4 separate regions of the Mus musculus genome follow, and all the other regions are linked to region 1. The links are chromatin contacts, found by Hi-C in ENCODE. All regions are on one chromosome and are shown on one strand. Each heading gives the region's core, a stretch centred on a gene start or an enhancer-like site at or near the end of the contact. The rest is flanking DNA. Distances are from core to core; before and after follow the strand shown.

Region 1 (3,650 bases), core at 695-3,194:
GGTCAGCCAAGGCTGCACAGAAAAAAACGCTGTCTTCAAAAACAAACAAACAGCTGCTGCGTCTTTGGGAAAACACCAAATGGCGGATGACACCAGTGCAGTGGGAGGGCCCGGAGGACCCGGGGCCCAGGATTAGGAGGCCACAGCGGCTTCTGTGGAGGATTTGGCAGCGGTCTTAGGGGCCACAGTCGTGGTTGAGGCTGTGGCCATGGTCGAGGCCGCGGGGCTCGTGGAGGTAAAGCTGAAGATAAGGAGTGGATCCCCATCACCAAGCTGGGCCGCCTGGTTAGGACATGAAGATCAAGGCCTTGGAGGAGATCTACCTGTTCTCCTTGCCCATTAAGGAGTCTGAGATCATTGACTTTTTCCTGGGTGCAGTCCTATAGGATGAGGTTCCGAAAATCATGCCAGTGCAGAAGCAGACTCAGGCTGGCCAGTGGACCAGGTTCAAGGCATTCGTTGCTATTGGGGACTACAATGGTCAGGTTGGTCTTGGCGTTAAGTGCTCCAAGGAGGTTGCCACTGCCATCTGAGGGGCCATCATCTTGGCCAAGCTTTCCATCGTCCCTGTGTGGAGAGGCTACTGGGGGAACAAGATTGGCAAGCCCCACACTGTTCCGTGCAAGGTGACAGGCCGCTGTGGCTCTGTGCTGGTGCGTCTCATCCCTGCCCCCAGAGGCACTGGCATTGTCTCTGCTCCTGTGCCCAAGAAGCTCCTGATGATGGCCGGTATAGATGACTGCTACACTTCAGCCAGGGGCTGCACTGCCACCCTGGGAACTTTGCCAAGGCCAACTTTGATGCCTTCTCCAAGACTTACAGCTACCTGACTGCTGACCTCTGGAAAGAGACTGTGTTCACCAAGTCTCCTTCTCAGGAATTCACTCGTCATCTTGTGAAAACCCACACCAGAGTCTCTGTTAAGAGGACCCAGGTTCCAGCTGTGCCTAAAACATAAGAGTTTTTATACGAGAAAAATAAACGAATTAACTCTGTTAAAACAAACAAACAAACAAAAACAAACAAACAGGAATCTTTTCCCTCGAAATATATATTTTTATTTGGTTACTGTTCCTCTCTGTGTTTGGAAAGGATTTACATGAAGCTCAAATAAATCTTGTTTACGGTCCTTCTCGCACTTGTGGGAGGAGAGTCCCTCTCCAGCGTGCATCCGTGTGCACTTGCGTGTGTGCTTACACTTGTGTGTATCTGTGGTAAGTGCACATGAGTATGTTTTGAACAAGACGTGAGCTTTGACCTGTGAAAAGGCCCACAGAGCAGAGTTGCTGAGAAAGGACAGTTTTGGTTTGTTTGTTTTTTCAGTCTCAGCCTCGGTGTCATTGCATGTAGCTTGTCTAGGAACGGGGCCTTAGCTGCTCATGTAGCCGCAACAAAAACGCACTGGGGGAAGTGAGTCTGACTTGCTTCCTGCTCCAACCCCTTGGGAGCAGCCAGTTGGCATCTCTCGAGGCAGAGTGGGTTACCACACTGCGGAGGGTGTAAATAAAAAGGCCTCAAGTAAAAAGACTTTCTGTTTTAATATGACCCCGAGGCTTTTCTAAGAATGTGAGCACTTTCCACAGGTCTTTGGGAACTTTTGAACCCCTATGGGGGCTTCGTCCCTCCCATCTGGGATGCCCCCAGCATGGCAGGGATCCATCCTAGGAGCCCCCAGTTCAGAGACAGGCGAGCTATGTTCCTCAGCGGTGCCTTCTGTGAGGCCTGCCTGGGCTTTTGTCCCGAGGTCAAGGTGGGTTGCATATTGCTGCTCTAACATGCCACAGACTTAGTGTTTCAAGATAAAAATAGCAAAAGGGTTGATACAGCTATGGCGCTGGGGGAGGCTCCAGGGGAAGAGAGATTCACTTCCTTGCTTTTTCTAGCTTCCTGTTCGTGGGCCCTTCTTACGTCAGCAGCAGCACAGATTCTCCAGTTGTTTGGCTCCTTCCCTCTCCTTCTTGCTTGTTCCATCTAGCTTTCGATCTCTCTCATCCTCTCACTCTCTGACCCCCTCTCCCCTTCCACATACAGGGAAACTTGTGCCCTGCCACCAAGGCCCATGTCCCAGAGGTTGGTCCCAGCCTGTGTTACTGCATGTGGTGGAACCATCATTTAAGACATAGGGCCCAATGGGAGGAAGTTAGGTCATTGGGAACGCACTGTCGAAGGCTCCAGTGAACCCCACCATTCCTCTCTCTTTGTCTCAGCCAGGTCCTTCTATCATAAGTTCTGTGTCACCAGAGGTCTAAAGAAACAAGGCTAAGCTACTGCAGATTTCGGTTTTGGAAACTGTGACCCAACATGAGCTTTCTCTCCTTGAAGTTGATTGATTTCAGGAGTTTTGCCACAGCACAGGAAGCTTGCTAATATTCCCATGTTGGCTGTTAGATCGCGGACATCTTTGGGACCCTTAATCCTCCCAAGCAGGGGTGGCACAGACTGACTGGAGCAGAGGGGGCCTTTCTCAGCACTCTTTTTTGGGTCTGTGTTTCATTTCCAAGTGGGCATTTCATACCCAAATAGCAGCCTTGGCTGGCCACTATGTCACCTTCCCTATCTCATCTCTACAGGCCATGACCTGGTAAGGATATGCATCCTGGGACTGGCACTGACTTTGTCCTTGTTAACTTACTAACATCCTGGCTTAACTAGAAAGGGAAGTCCAGGGAGTGTAGTTCAGTGGCAGAGAATCTACCCAGTGGGCCCTGGGTTCCATCTCCAGAACTGAAAGGAAATAAAATAAAATAAAATAAAATAAAATAAAATAAAATAAAAACAACAGAAAATCTAAATGGTATAGAAGGGTTAGAGTTCTCCTCTGGCCCAGAGAGATAAGAGCCAGAAGGATTTGAGGCAGTTCTTGATGAAGCCTCACAGGTCTGTGAGCAAGATAGCAGCCTCCTGGCTTCAAGAAGGCTGTGGGGATTCCGACACCCGGGCAGAGCTGGCCAGTCTTTAGGTCTGGGTAGGGAGAAGGCTTACTGGATAGCAGCTTTCTTTATTGAATCCTTTTAGCTTCTCTAGAGATAAGGCCTGGGGACAAACTCGTCTTGTATAAGATCAGGCCACAATGGAGGCTTCCAGGGAAAGCTGAAGAGAGCAACCCTAAGTCCCTCCTGGATTAGCTTGGCCAACACCTCTGGAAATCAACTGAACACTGCTTCCCAGTAATAATGATAATAAAAAAGCCAATGCTGTGCCCCATTTCCCCCTTATTTAGAGTTGGTAGGAAAGCAGTTTAGACCAAGGAATATGCTACAGGGCTGTTTGGGCTGTGTGCATGAAGAGGAGCCACACCCTCTACTCACGATTTGATGTCCGAGTTTTTGGTTGGAAATAATGTTCATATGTTTCAAATGGAAACAATTCATATGTCTCCATTTGCACGAAGTTCTGAGTAGTAGGATAAACACTGTGAGAGCCATCTGTTTTGTCCCTTTATCCACACTGCGTACTCTACTTCCTTGTTGGTCACTCAATTGGTTGTTGCGGTATGGGTCATACAGCGCTGTGTCAGGGAACCCTGAGGTAGTAACTGTGATGGTTTGTATGTGCTTGGCCCAGGGAGTGGCACTGTTAGGAGGTGTAGCCTTGTTGGAGTAGGTGTGTCACTGTGGGTGTTGGCCTCAATACCCTTGTCCTAGCTGCCT
Region 2 (3,650 bases), core at 457-2,956, about 87 Mb after region 1:
GCGTGCACCACCACTGCCCGACTTTAATTTTTTTAAAAAAAAGAGCAAAGACTGAGAATGAGGGGCAAAGCCTGAAGTACCAACAGAGGTTAAGACAGATTACTGAGCAACATCCACTCAGAGACAAGGAAGGAAAGGAAAGACCTGCAGGGAGCTAAGGACAAAGATCTGGAAGGATCCGCAGGAAACCTGTTGACAAACCTCAGAGGAAGTCAAAGGAGCATGGAGGTGTGAGACAGAAAGAACCCCATGTGTTTTGCAAAGCCAACTGTACTGCTAGTTCTCACCCACTCTTTCATGGTTTTATCTAATTTATCAGAGAGAATCTGGGATTAGGTAAGAGGTTCCTGGTCTAGACCCATGGCTCTCAATCTTCCTAACCTTGCATCACAGTTCTCCATGTTATGGTGACCACAAATATAAAATTATTTTTGTGGCTACTTCAAAACTGTAATGTAAATATTTAATCTGCAGGATACCTAATTTTTGGACTCCTGTAAAAGGAAAATTCAACACACAAAGGGATTAAGACCCACTGATTGAGAACTGCTGGTCTAAACCCTTAAGCATTTGCAATCAAACCAATAAGCCCCTTGATCAGACTGGGTTGAAGGTCACTTGCTCAGAAAGGCCTTTCCCAGCACCCTCAACATTCCATATTTTCTCCTGAGCATGAGGACAGAGGCCCTGCATCTGGGGGTGGGGTGCTCTCACCTTCATTTACTCTAGACCTACATGTCCCAGGAATGTAGGCTCCTGATTCAAAGGGTCCAACCAGTTTAATTTCCTCTTCCTTATATTCCAGGCACCCCCCCAGTGCAACAAATATCACTGTGCCTGGCCCTATGCACCCTCTCCCACCCATTTACTTTGCCCTCCTCCTGCCCAACGGACTGTGCCTGCTTCAGACTCCCAAGTGAGGTCAACCTCAACCACCTAGAGGCTGCTCGCTGTCAAGGCACAACTGTCCTGCACAACTCGGAATCTCAGCACGATGGCCTATGCGGTTAGCAGTTAGCACACCAAATGAGGGAAGGCAGAGGGCGCTGTGTCCAATGTTGATTACAGAGGAAACTGAGCACACAGGGAGGTCTTACACTCAGGTCATACAGTGATGCAATGCCCTTCCTAGCCACCTGTACCCTTGTCCTTCAGCCACACCAAGCAAAATGCTGTGACAAAGCCACTTGGTGTACATATCCTAAGAAACAGAGCAACTCCTCAGGAACGTGAGGGAATGTAAGCTTGCTGGGTTTCCATCATTACCTCACTCTAAGGAAGGAGAAAGAATGGCAGAAAGAAGGTGGCTGCCATGCATAAGAAATTACACTGACTGTGCCAGTGTGCTGACTGACACACTGCCCCTAAACCCAGCTCTATGATGCAACTGGGGCAACCTGCAAGATCAAAACATCATAGGTCCTAAAGAATGCTGCTCTCAGGAATGCTCCCCAGGCCCCAGACTTCCTGACAAATGAGAGGCAGTGAAGGCAGCTGCCCCACCGCTTGCCCAGTCATCTGTTCTCTGAACCCTGGACTGTGCCTATCTATACACGTGCACAGACCAGCACTTCTCTCTGCTCCACATGGAACTTCCCAGTCTCTAGGGTTCAAACTCTTATGTAACCTGGCACAGGATGGGGTACTGACTGGGCTGGTGCCACAAGGGAAGTCACCCCTAGCTGGAATCTTGGCTCATCTGCAAACTAGAGATAACAGGCCCAGCTAGCAGCACCTTGCCTCACTCAGGACACCCCGAGGACTAGCAAGTGAAGACACTTGTGGCAATGTTTCCCAGCCTGTTTGCTGGATGGACTGCCTGTAGCTCCCCACTCCCAGCATGGAAGAGGGAAAACAATGGTAAATCAAGCTAAATTAGGCGCAGGAGTGATTAAGAAAGATTCTAACTTTAGCTGCTGTGTCTCCACAAGCTTAGCCTAGATAGCTCTTATCTGGTGAAGGTTTCCATCACATGCAGGATGGCCCCAACTGCTGGGCACTGGAAGAGGCTGAGAGCACAGCATATGCTGGGGTAGCTGGCAAATGGGATGATTCTACAGTTTTCTATGCAAAGGTCAGTAGGATAATACATCAAGGGTATGAAGGTAAACCATCAACATCCCCAAGTAACAAAACAAGCCAGAAGCAAGCGTCAGGTCCCAAAGAAACTCAGAACAGATGATTCTCACCCTCCCCTCCCACCCTGAAGACTCTTTAGGCCCTCAGCCTTGTTTGCCTTCCCCCAGTTTCTGAAACCTATAGAACCAAGCTATTTGGTCTGGTTTTCTAGGTCCTCTGTTCTGGCTTCTGATCTTCTCTCCTCTCTCTCTCTCCCCTTTCAGTTCAGTCTAGATCTTTCCAGATGTCTCTGGCTGAATTCTCCTTATGTGTACAGTAAAAACCTCCTCAATCATGCCTCTACCAGTCAGGTTTGCATTTTCAATTATCTGGTACCAAAACCAAGGAAAGGGATGTTTGAGCCTCCCTCCACCCTCTTTGTCTAACTGGTGTTTCTCTGGCTCCTGGAGCCTGAACATCTATCTCTCCACCACTCTGGCTTCTACACCTTCTACACATGGGCATCTCTCTACTAAGACACTCCAGGATAGAAATTAGAGCCTGGTTTCCACGCAGGCCCAAAGAGAAGCAGAAATTTAAGGACAGGGGCTGGTGAGATGGCTCAGTGGGTAAGAGCACCCGACTGCTCTTCCAAAGGTCCGGAGTTCAAATCCCAGCAACCACATGGTGGCTCACAACCATCCGTAACGAGATCTGACTCCCTCTTCTGGAGTGTCTGAAGACAGCTACAGTGTGCTTACATATAATAAATAAATAAATAAATAAATAAATACATAAATAAATAAATCTTAAAAAAAAAAAAAGAAATTTAAGGACAACAGCAGCATCTCACCCCAGAGCAGTTTGTTTGCACAGACTGAGTCGAGCCAGGTCCCTACTGACCTCTAAGTAATGTACTCTCAGTCTTTTGTTTGTTTTTGTTTTTTCGAGACAGGGTTTTTCTCTGTATAGCCCTGGCTGTCCTGGAACTCACTTTGTAGACCAGGCTGGCCTGGAACTCAGAAATCCGCCTGCCTCTACCTCCTGAGTGCTGGGATTAAAGGCGTGAGCCACCACGCCCGGCTTACTCTCAGTCTTAACTACCTTAGTAAGAGAGGTGAGCAGAGCCTTTTAGGCAAGAGCAGAATTCACCACTGGGGAAAGGTCCCTTTTCTATTTACTTGAGATAGGAGTCTCAATATGTTGTCCAAGTTGATCTCATATTTATGGGCTCAAACCTCCTGCTCAGCCACTCAAGGAGCTAGGTTACACTTTGCTTTTATACTTTTGTGGGTGGGTGGGAATGAAACCAAGGCCTCCCACTGGACTACATACATCCCACACAACAGGGCAGAGTTCTTGACTTCTGCCTCTTACAGAAGCCTCAACCCCATCTAAGACAAGGTGGATGTGGCTCTGCCACATACCTGAGGAAAGAGGAACACCTGCTCTGGGTAAATGGAGACAGGGAAAGAGAGCATGGTTACCCATACCATGGAGGGCTTCTCAGCCACAGAGATGAAAGGAACTCACACACCACCAGAAGGAAGGTGACCCCTGACCCCTTCTCCACTAGTTCTTTTTTGAGTGAC
Region 3 (3,650 bases), core at 621-3,120, about 74 Mb after region 1:
CCTGCAAGGGACAGAAGGTCATTTGCCATGCCCCCAGACACCAGGCTCCTGACACAAGGCCTGAGCTCCATTCTGTGGCCATCAGTCATGTAGGGCAATACCCCAAGTCCCTGGTATTCTCCACCCCCACAGTTACCTGGCAACAGCCAGGTAGGCCTGGCCCACTATTAAAGGGGATGCTTGCCCCCTTACTCTCTTACTCTTGCCTTCCTCTCTTGCCCTCTCTCTGAATTCCCTTCCCCCCTAGCCCTGTGGTGGCAGACTGGACATGGGCACCATTCTAACCCACACCTCCCAAGCAAGGTTGGCCTTCTGTGGTAAGGACCACATTCTGCCCTGCCTGCCCCCCCCTCTCTCTCTTGTTTTGTTTGTTGTTTGTTTGTTTGTTTTTTGAGACAGGGTTTCTCTGTATAGCCCTGGCTGTCATGGAACTCACTTTGTAGAACAGGTTGGCCTCGAACTCAGAAATCCACCTGCCTCTGCCTCCCGAGTGCTGGGATTAAAGGCGTGTGCCACCATGCCCGGCTCCGGCCTCTCTCTTTAAGTTAGCTTAAAGCATCATCTATGGCTGCTTCTTTGCTCTAAAGATAGAACTGGATATTTCAACACAGTCAGGATGGTCCACAAAGCCAAGGCTGGTAACACCCGGCCTTTGGGGAAATGCTGGCTAGCCCATCATTCCTCTGCAGAGAAGGTAGATGCATCTTGATAACCCTGGGGCCTTCATGGCTATTCTGGAGCCATCTGGGGAATGGCTCACATTGGAGAGCATGTGCTGTGTACTGCATCAGGGAGCAGAGGCCACACCTACATTGCACATGACAAAGGTCTGTCCATCCCAAACCATCACTAGTAACAATGAGGGGAACCTGCTCCACACCTGTCACTTGGCACCTGCTCTCCCCCAAAGTAGAGGCTCAGGGATGGCATTTGCTGGGCTCCTTTGCTCGGTAACTGTGGAGATGACAACAGGAGACCCCGTCCTTTGCAAGAAGGTCCCCCTCCAAGATGCTTTTATCATCCATTTGCCCCGTGATCATAACAATAGGGTTCAGACAAATGTTCTGCCTCAGAGATGGGTACCTGGCCAAACTGAGCATGACCTTTGACCTAGCCAGCTCTTTAACTGGTTCTGAGATCACAAACCAGCCAGACCAAACTCAGTAAAAACAGCTTTAATTCTACGATCCAGCCTCCGATGGGGGCTCATAGCAACACCGCAGAACAAGGAAAAGCTGCATAACTCCATCTTCTAGGCTCTGCAAAGCCCCACATTCTACCCCTCCTTCCCATACCAGACTAGCCGAGCAAAGCAAGCTCTGTCTTCAGTTCAGGGTCTGAATGTCTCCAGAGCCTAAGATCCCAAATCTGTATACGACTTTTCTCCTTCCCACTCTCTCTCCATTCTCTTCTTTTCGTGGCTCCGGAGCCCCACAGCGCAGTAATACACAGCCTCGTCCTCAGGCTGCAGTTCAGAGATGCTCAGATACCCCAGGTTCCTGGCCGTATCTTTGGACCCGGAGAAGCGAGGTGGGATATCGGGACCCTGGTGCTTGTCTGAGTGTGAGAAGTATCTCAGCAGGAACCTGGGAGGGTGGCCCGGCCTCTGCTGGTACCAGTAAATGCTGTAAATGCCAATGTTATGGTCGTTGCTCAGGGTACAGGAGAGGCGGATGGTGGCTCCAAGGGAAGAAGATGCTGATGGTGGCTGATGCACCATGGGCTGAGGGCCACAACCTGAGAAGATAGAAGCATGTCCATCACTGGGGCAGAGCAAGGCCACAGGAGGAGCAAGGAAGCCCTGGACCCCAAGAGTTCCCTTACCTGTGAGGTGGGCCAGCAGCATGAGCAGGACAGACGTCCAGGCCATGGCTCCAGACCTGCAGCACCCTGCCCCCTACAGCCACTGCTCCTGGGACCTGACCAGCTGGGAAGCACTTTCCTTCCTGCTTTGGGGAGAGGGTCACTGCACCCCTGGTTCCTGCTCACCACCCTCCCAGGTTTTCTGGGCTCTGTAACTCTGTCACTTACCAGAATGGTCTAATGGAAGCCTTTGTGGCTCTGGGTTTGACCCAGGGAAGCATTCTGGGAGGAAGCACCTGCTGGAAAGTCATGGGCCAGAACCCAGGACTGTGGGCTCATCTCCCTGAGGGAGAGTGACCTCAACTCCCCCTGAGAGGCTGAGCCCCACAGAAGCAGATCTGTAGTTCACATTTAAATGCCTGGTGAATGGAATGAGAGGTTAATAAAAACCATGTCTTCATACAGCAGGAAATTTGGGGTCTCAGAAAGAGGAGAACGCTCTGATTCCTTCTGAGCTCCAGAAGAGCCTGCAACCTGAATCTTCCCCACCAAGAACAAAGTGGCTTAAAAAAGAGAAAATAGCAGGGGGCCTAGCTTCCTGCCTTCCCACACTCAGCTCACTGCACATGTGTCTACGACAAACTAAACTGTATCTCCATCTTACAGTGAAGCCATTTTCTCCAGTGGACCTATATGTGCATTTAGGAGCTATTAGAAATAATTAAGCTTAAATGAGATGGGGGGCGGGACCTGAAAACAGAAAAGTTGTAAAGATGCTGTGGCTGAGGGAGGTCAGGAGAAGGTCTCCATCTCTGTGCTGAGACATCCTGTGTCAGGTCCTTTCTCTGGAAAGCTTAGGAAGAACCTGCTGACACCCTGACTTTAGACTTCCCACCTTCAGAGATAGAAGAGAGTTAATTTCTGTTGTTTAAACCATTTAGCATGCAGAACCTTATCCCCTGCAGCCTTAGAAAATGGATACAGAAATATCCTACTCTGTGTTGGCTACAGTAATAAGATGTTATCCATCAGGTATCAAATAAACAACAGAAGCTTATCTTTTACACATCTCAAAGTTGCAAAGTCCAAGTTCAGGGCTCCAGATCATTCTCTCCTTCGTCTTTCGGATCATCTTCAGCTCCTGCTGAAGCCTTGTTTTCTGGCTTCCGGAGGCTGCACCTGTTTCTGACCTCACATGACAAGGGAAACGGAGCTATGTGGAGCCCTCTTATAAAGACTTACAATCCTCAAAGGCCCTGCCCTCTCCCCATCACCCTGAGGGTTCCTATTTCAGCCTGTGAATGTTAGAAGACACATATTCAAACCATAGCCAAAGTGACTCCAGAGTGTCCCCAAGAGCCTCTCCCACATGCTCATTCTCCTACAAAAAGCTGGAGTTTCCCTACCCTTGAACCCTTCTGCTGCCTATGTGACTCCTCATGTACCAAATAACACTGAGTCATCTTGTCTGCCAGTCACACATGATGGGGTCCACCTGAATAAATGAACCTATGTCTGGGCCAAGGCTGGAATCTATTCTACCTGCATTCTCACAGACCAATATCATCAGCACCAAAGAAGAGTAGGAAGACCTCTGCAGACACAGGGCACTTTGAATAGCCTTGTCCAGTCATGGTTGTAACCATGCCTGACCTGTTGCTCCTACCTTCTCACACATGCTTTGAGGCATAGAATGAACCATGGATACTCAGTTCCAGAATGAGAGAAAAACTATGGTCAGTCATTCACTCAGTCATTCACTCATCTCTGTTCCACTAGTCCATCCATGAGTTTGGCTTGTGTTTGTAAAAGGTACTAGTACTGCCTGGCTCCCACAAAGAACTTCA
Region 4 (3,650 bases), core at 737-3,236, about 72 Mb after region 1:
ACAAGAACTAGATATAATGTATTACAGATATTTTTCTACACAGCAATGATAACGTTTACTGACAAGATTATAAATATAAAAGTATATATATTGTTTTGAGTTGGTTATCAATTCAGGACATAATAACAATAGAAATAGTGATAAACTCATAAATCTGCTAAGTAATGCACAGATAGTTGATAAGGGAGAAAAGGTTAAATTGTCGACAAAAATTTGTTCACACTGAATTAGGAAAGAAATAGACAAAACCAATGCTTTGGCTCTACAGAAGAAATACAAGGGAAAGAAACAAATCAAATAAAAGCAAAATTCAAAATATTTTGCTTTTCATCCTTTTGCTACTATAGATTTAGGCTAGAATATTTGACATGTTATTTTTAACCTCAACCACTAAGCAGGACATGAAGATATGCAAAGTCATGATCTTAAAATTTTTTCAAAAAATTAAAGACATTTGTTCTTTCCATATAGATCTCATTGTACTACTTCCAATTTTCCCATTCTCTTGTACAATAATGAAACTTAATGAACTTTAAAAAATTATACAGCTCCGGACTAGTTAAGACATCTTAACCTAGTATACAACTGACAAAATAGAGGCTAGATATTCCTAATATGAAAATCTGAAATCTAAAAATTGACAAATAAGTCTGTTGAGCCCAGATTTTTTTGTGTGTATGTTTTGTTTTTTGAGACAGGATTTCTCTGTATAGCCCTGACTGTCCTGGAACTCACTTTGTAGACCAGACTGGCCTCGAACTCAGAAATCTGCCTGCCTCTGCCTCCCAAGTGCTGGGATTAAAGGTGTGTGCCACCACCACCCGGCGAGCCCAGACTTTTAAATATAAATTGTATACCTCTAGAGGTAAAGTAAAGATAGTCAATATACTCTCCTGACCATGTTTCATTTAAAATGAACGTAGTGTTGAAATATTTGAAATGTAATTTTATTTAGTCTTATGGAACCACATAATATAGATGTTATAATTACTCAAAGTTAATGAGTGAAATTATGTTTTAGGTGAATAGTTATCATTGTTCACACAGGTAAAGTAATGTGTTGTAAAAGTTTGAAGTATACACTTATGATTCATCTAGCTATGCTATTCAGTGAAACTGTTAATATTAGACTCATGTAAAAATACCTCTGTTAAAATTAAATAATAAAAATATTGTTTAATGTTTACTTTCATGATGATCATTTATATTCTTAAAACACATTTTGATTAATATACTTCTAAAGTTGGAATGATAATGTATCTGCTTATATGGTATCAAATAATCAAGATTCATCTTAGTAAATTAATTGAATTTAGTAATTTAAACAGTAAATTTCATCATTTTTCCACATAGATTTTTTTGTCTGACATGGTAACTAGCCTCCATGGAAAATGTACTAGAAGGAGCATGGAGTTCCATGTTCTCGAAATTTTTTTCATAATGTTAGGTATTATGAAAAGGATGATTGACACTACACATGGGTACTGACTTCTTCCTCAGAGTAGATACAAAATTTTTGATATATGTTTTTATGGAATCTTCCATTTCTGTTGCTAAATAATATAAATTTAAAAGTCATATCAAACCAATCATGGTGGTGCATGCAAATCTGTAATTCTAACACTTTAGAGGTTAAGGCAAGAGGACAATGAGTTTAAAGGCAAACATGGCTACAGAATAAAAAAGTATGTGTGTGTGGGAGTGTTTGCGTGTGCATGTACAAGAAAGAGAGAGAGGAGAGAGAGGGGGGGACAAGGGGTAGAGGGAGAGGAAGACAGAAGCAAAGAGAGAGAGAGACAAAAAGACAGAGCTCTTAAAAATAAGTTTTAGCCTTTCCTATTACCAAATAAAATAGCTGATGCACAAATATAGATTTTACTTATATTTGCATAACACTGTCTATCTAGTTTGGAAGGAAACATTAGACATGTGTATAACACAATGCAACCTTTATTATATATTTTGTCTCCTCAGTGAACATACTGATGATGCAATGGAACAACTGGACCAGGAACTCTGATTTCATCCTACTAGGATTTTTTGATCACAGTCCTCTTCATACTTTTTTCTTTTCTCTCATCCTGGCTATCTTCTTCATGGCCCTCATAGGAAATTCTGTCATGGTGATTCTCATCTACCTGGATGCCCAACTCCACACCCCCATGTATATCCTTCTCAGCCAACTTTCTCTCATGGATCTCATGCTCATCTCTACCACAGTACCCCAAACGGCCTTCAACTTCCTTTCTGGCAACAAGTCCATCTCCATGGCTGGCTGTGGAGTCCAGATATTTTTCTATGTATCTCTACTTGGAGCTGAGTGTTTTTTATTGGCTGCAATGGCCTATGACCGTTATGTAGCTATTTGTTACCCATTAAGGTACCCTATTCTCATGAGTCACAAAATCTGTAGTCTAATGGCTGCCTTCTCTTGGATTCTTGGCTCCCTTGATGGTATAATCGATGTTGCAGCTGTACTATCTTTTTCATATTGTGGTACCAGAGAAATACCTCACTTTTTCTGTGATATCCCTGCCCTGCTAACTATTTCATGTAGTGATACCTTGATATTTGAAAAGATTATATTTTTCTGCTGTGTAATTATGCTTATCTTCCCTGTAGTCATTGTTATTGCATCCTATATCTGTGTGATTCTTGCTGTCATTAAAATGGCTTCAGCTGAGAGTCGTCACAAAGCTTTTGCCACCTGTTCATCTCACGTCATGGTGGTGGTAATATACTATGGGGCAGCCATGTTCATATACATGCAGCCCTCTTCTAGTCGTTCTCCCAATCAAGACAAACTAGTGTCAGCTTTCTACACCATTCTTACTCCACTGTTGAACCCCCTAATTTACAGCCTCCGCAACAAAGAAGTAGCCAGGGCATTCATGAAGGTATTAAGGATGGATAAGGCAGCAGGATGAGTTAGTTGATTTTTATGCTCTTTTTAAGCCATGCTTTAAGTAATTGGGTATAATTACTGAGTCAGAAGGAGTGCTATGATATAAAGTCCAGCTTGATGAACATAATATGATCATGATTTTTCTAGGCTATATAGCAAGCCATATTTTAAAAAGCATTCTTTATGTGTAAAGTTTGTTTATATATATATAACTGAAACATTGTAACACATAACATTCTTTCATTATTGTAGATTTATACCAACCAATAAAATTAAAACTGAAAAAATTGGCATTCTTTTTTAAACTTATTTTTATTACATATTTTCTTTATATACATTTCAAATGAAAAAGTTCCTTATACCCTCCCTCTCCCCCACTCCCCTACCCACCCATTCCCACTTTTTGGCCCTGGCATTCCCCTGTACTGGGGCATATAAAGTTTGCAATACCAAGGGGCCTCTCTTCCCTGTGAGGTTCGACTAAGAAATCTTCTGCTACATATGCAGCTAGAGACATGAGCTCTGAGGGTACTGGATAATTCATACTGTTGTTCCACCTATAGGGTTGCAGACCACTTCAGCTCCTTGGGTGCTTTCTCTAGCTTCTCCACAGAAACATAAAAGTTGGTATTCTTATTTGTTCAAATATTCCATTTTTTCTGTCACCAGCTCAATGTATTATTATCAGTAATACAATTTTTCCTCTCACAGTGATTACTCATACACAATCTTTAAGAGTTTCTTC

What was found. A loop is a pair of places that touch in the nucleus more often than their neighbours do.
Region 2: a loop to region 1 is called in a map of T-helper 2 cell, with 44 times the contacts of the local background. The contact joins two enhancer-like sites. A Hi-C loop is called at or near these places in 5 of 37 maps with a recorded cell type or tissue (T-helper 1 cell, T-helper 17 cell, T-helper 2 cell and 1 more).
Region 3: a map of regulatory T cell shows a loop between it and region 1 (13-fold over the local background). The contact joins the promoter of Vpreb2 here to the enhancer-like site in region 1. A Hi-C loop is called at or near these places in 3 of 37 maps with a recorded cell type or tissue (T-helper 17 cell and regulatory T cell).
Region 4: a map of T-helper 1 cell shows a loop between it and region 1 (30-fold over the local background). The contact joins the promoter of Olfr165 here to the enhancer-like site in region 1. A Hi-C loop is called at or near these places in 4 of 37 maps with a recorded cell type or tissue (T-helper 1 cell, T-helper 17 cell and regulatory T cell).

What each region holds. Positions count from the first base shown.
Region 1 is chr16:91,536,490-91,540,139 of GRCm38, reverse strand. It overlaps the pseudogene Gm7860. Among named protein-coding and RNA genes, the nearest start is that of Ifngr2, 8.7 kb to the left of the region's middle. Within about 2 kb of position 1,944, at least 1 of the 3 ENCODE cell types and tissues checked has a DNase peak (open chromatin) inside an H3K27ac peak, as active enhancers do.
Region 2 is chr16:4,894,772-4,898,421 of GRCm38, reverse strand. All of the region lies in intron 1 of Mgrn1 (mahogunin, ring finger 1), which reads right to left. Among named protein-coding and RNA genes, the nearest start is that of Mgrn1, 10 kb to the right of the region's middle. Within about 2 kb of position 1,706, at least 2 of the 3 ENCODE cell types and tissues checked have a DNase peak (open chromatin) inside an H3K27ac peak, as active enhancers do.
Region 3 is chr16:17,978,785-17,982,434 of GRCm38, reverse strand. Vpreb2 (pre-B lymphocyte gene 2) reads right to left here and starts at 1,870. Exons shown (of 2, transcript NM_016983.1): 1 at 1,825-1,870; 2 at 1,355-1,737. The coding sequence starts at 1,870. The coding sequence ends at 1,355.
Region 4 is chr16:19,406,353-19,410,002 of GRCm38, reverse strand. Olfr165 (olfactory receptor 165) reads left to right here and starts at 1,986. Exons shown (of 1, transcript NM_146466.1): 1 at 1,986-2,927. The coding sequence starts at 1,986. The coding sequence ends at 2,927.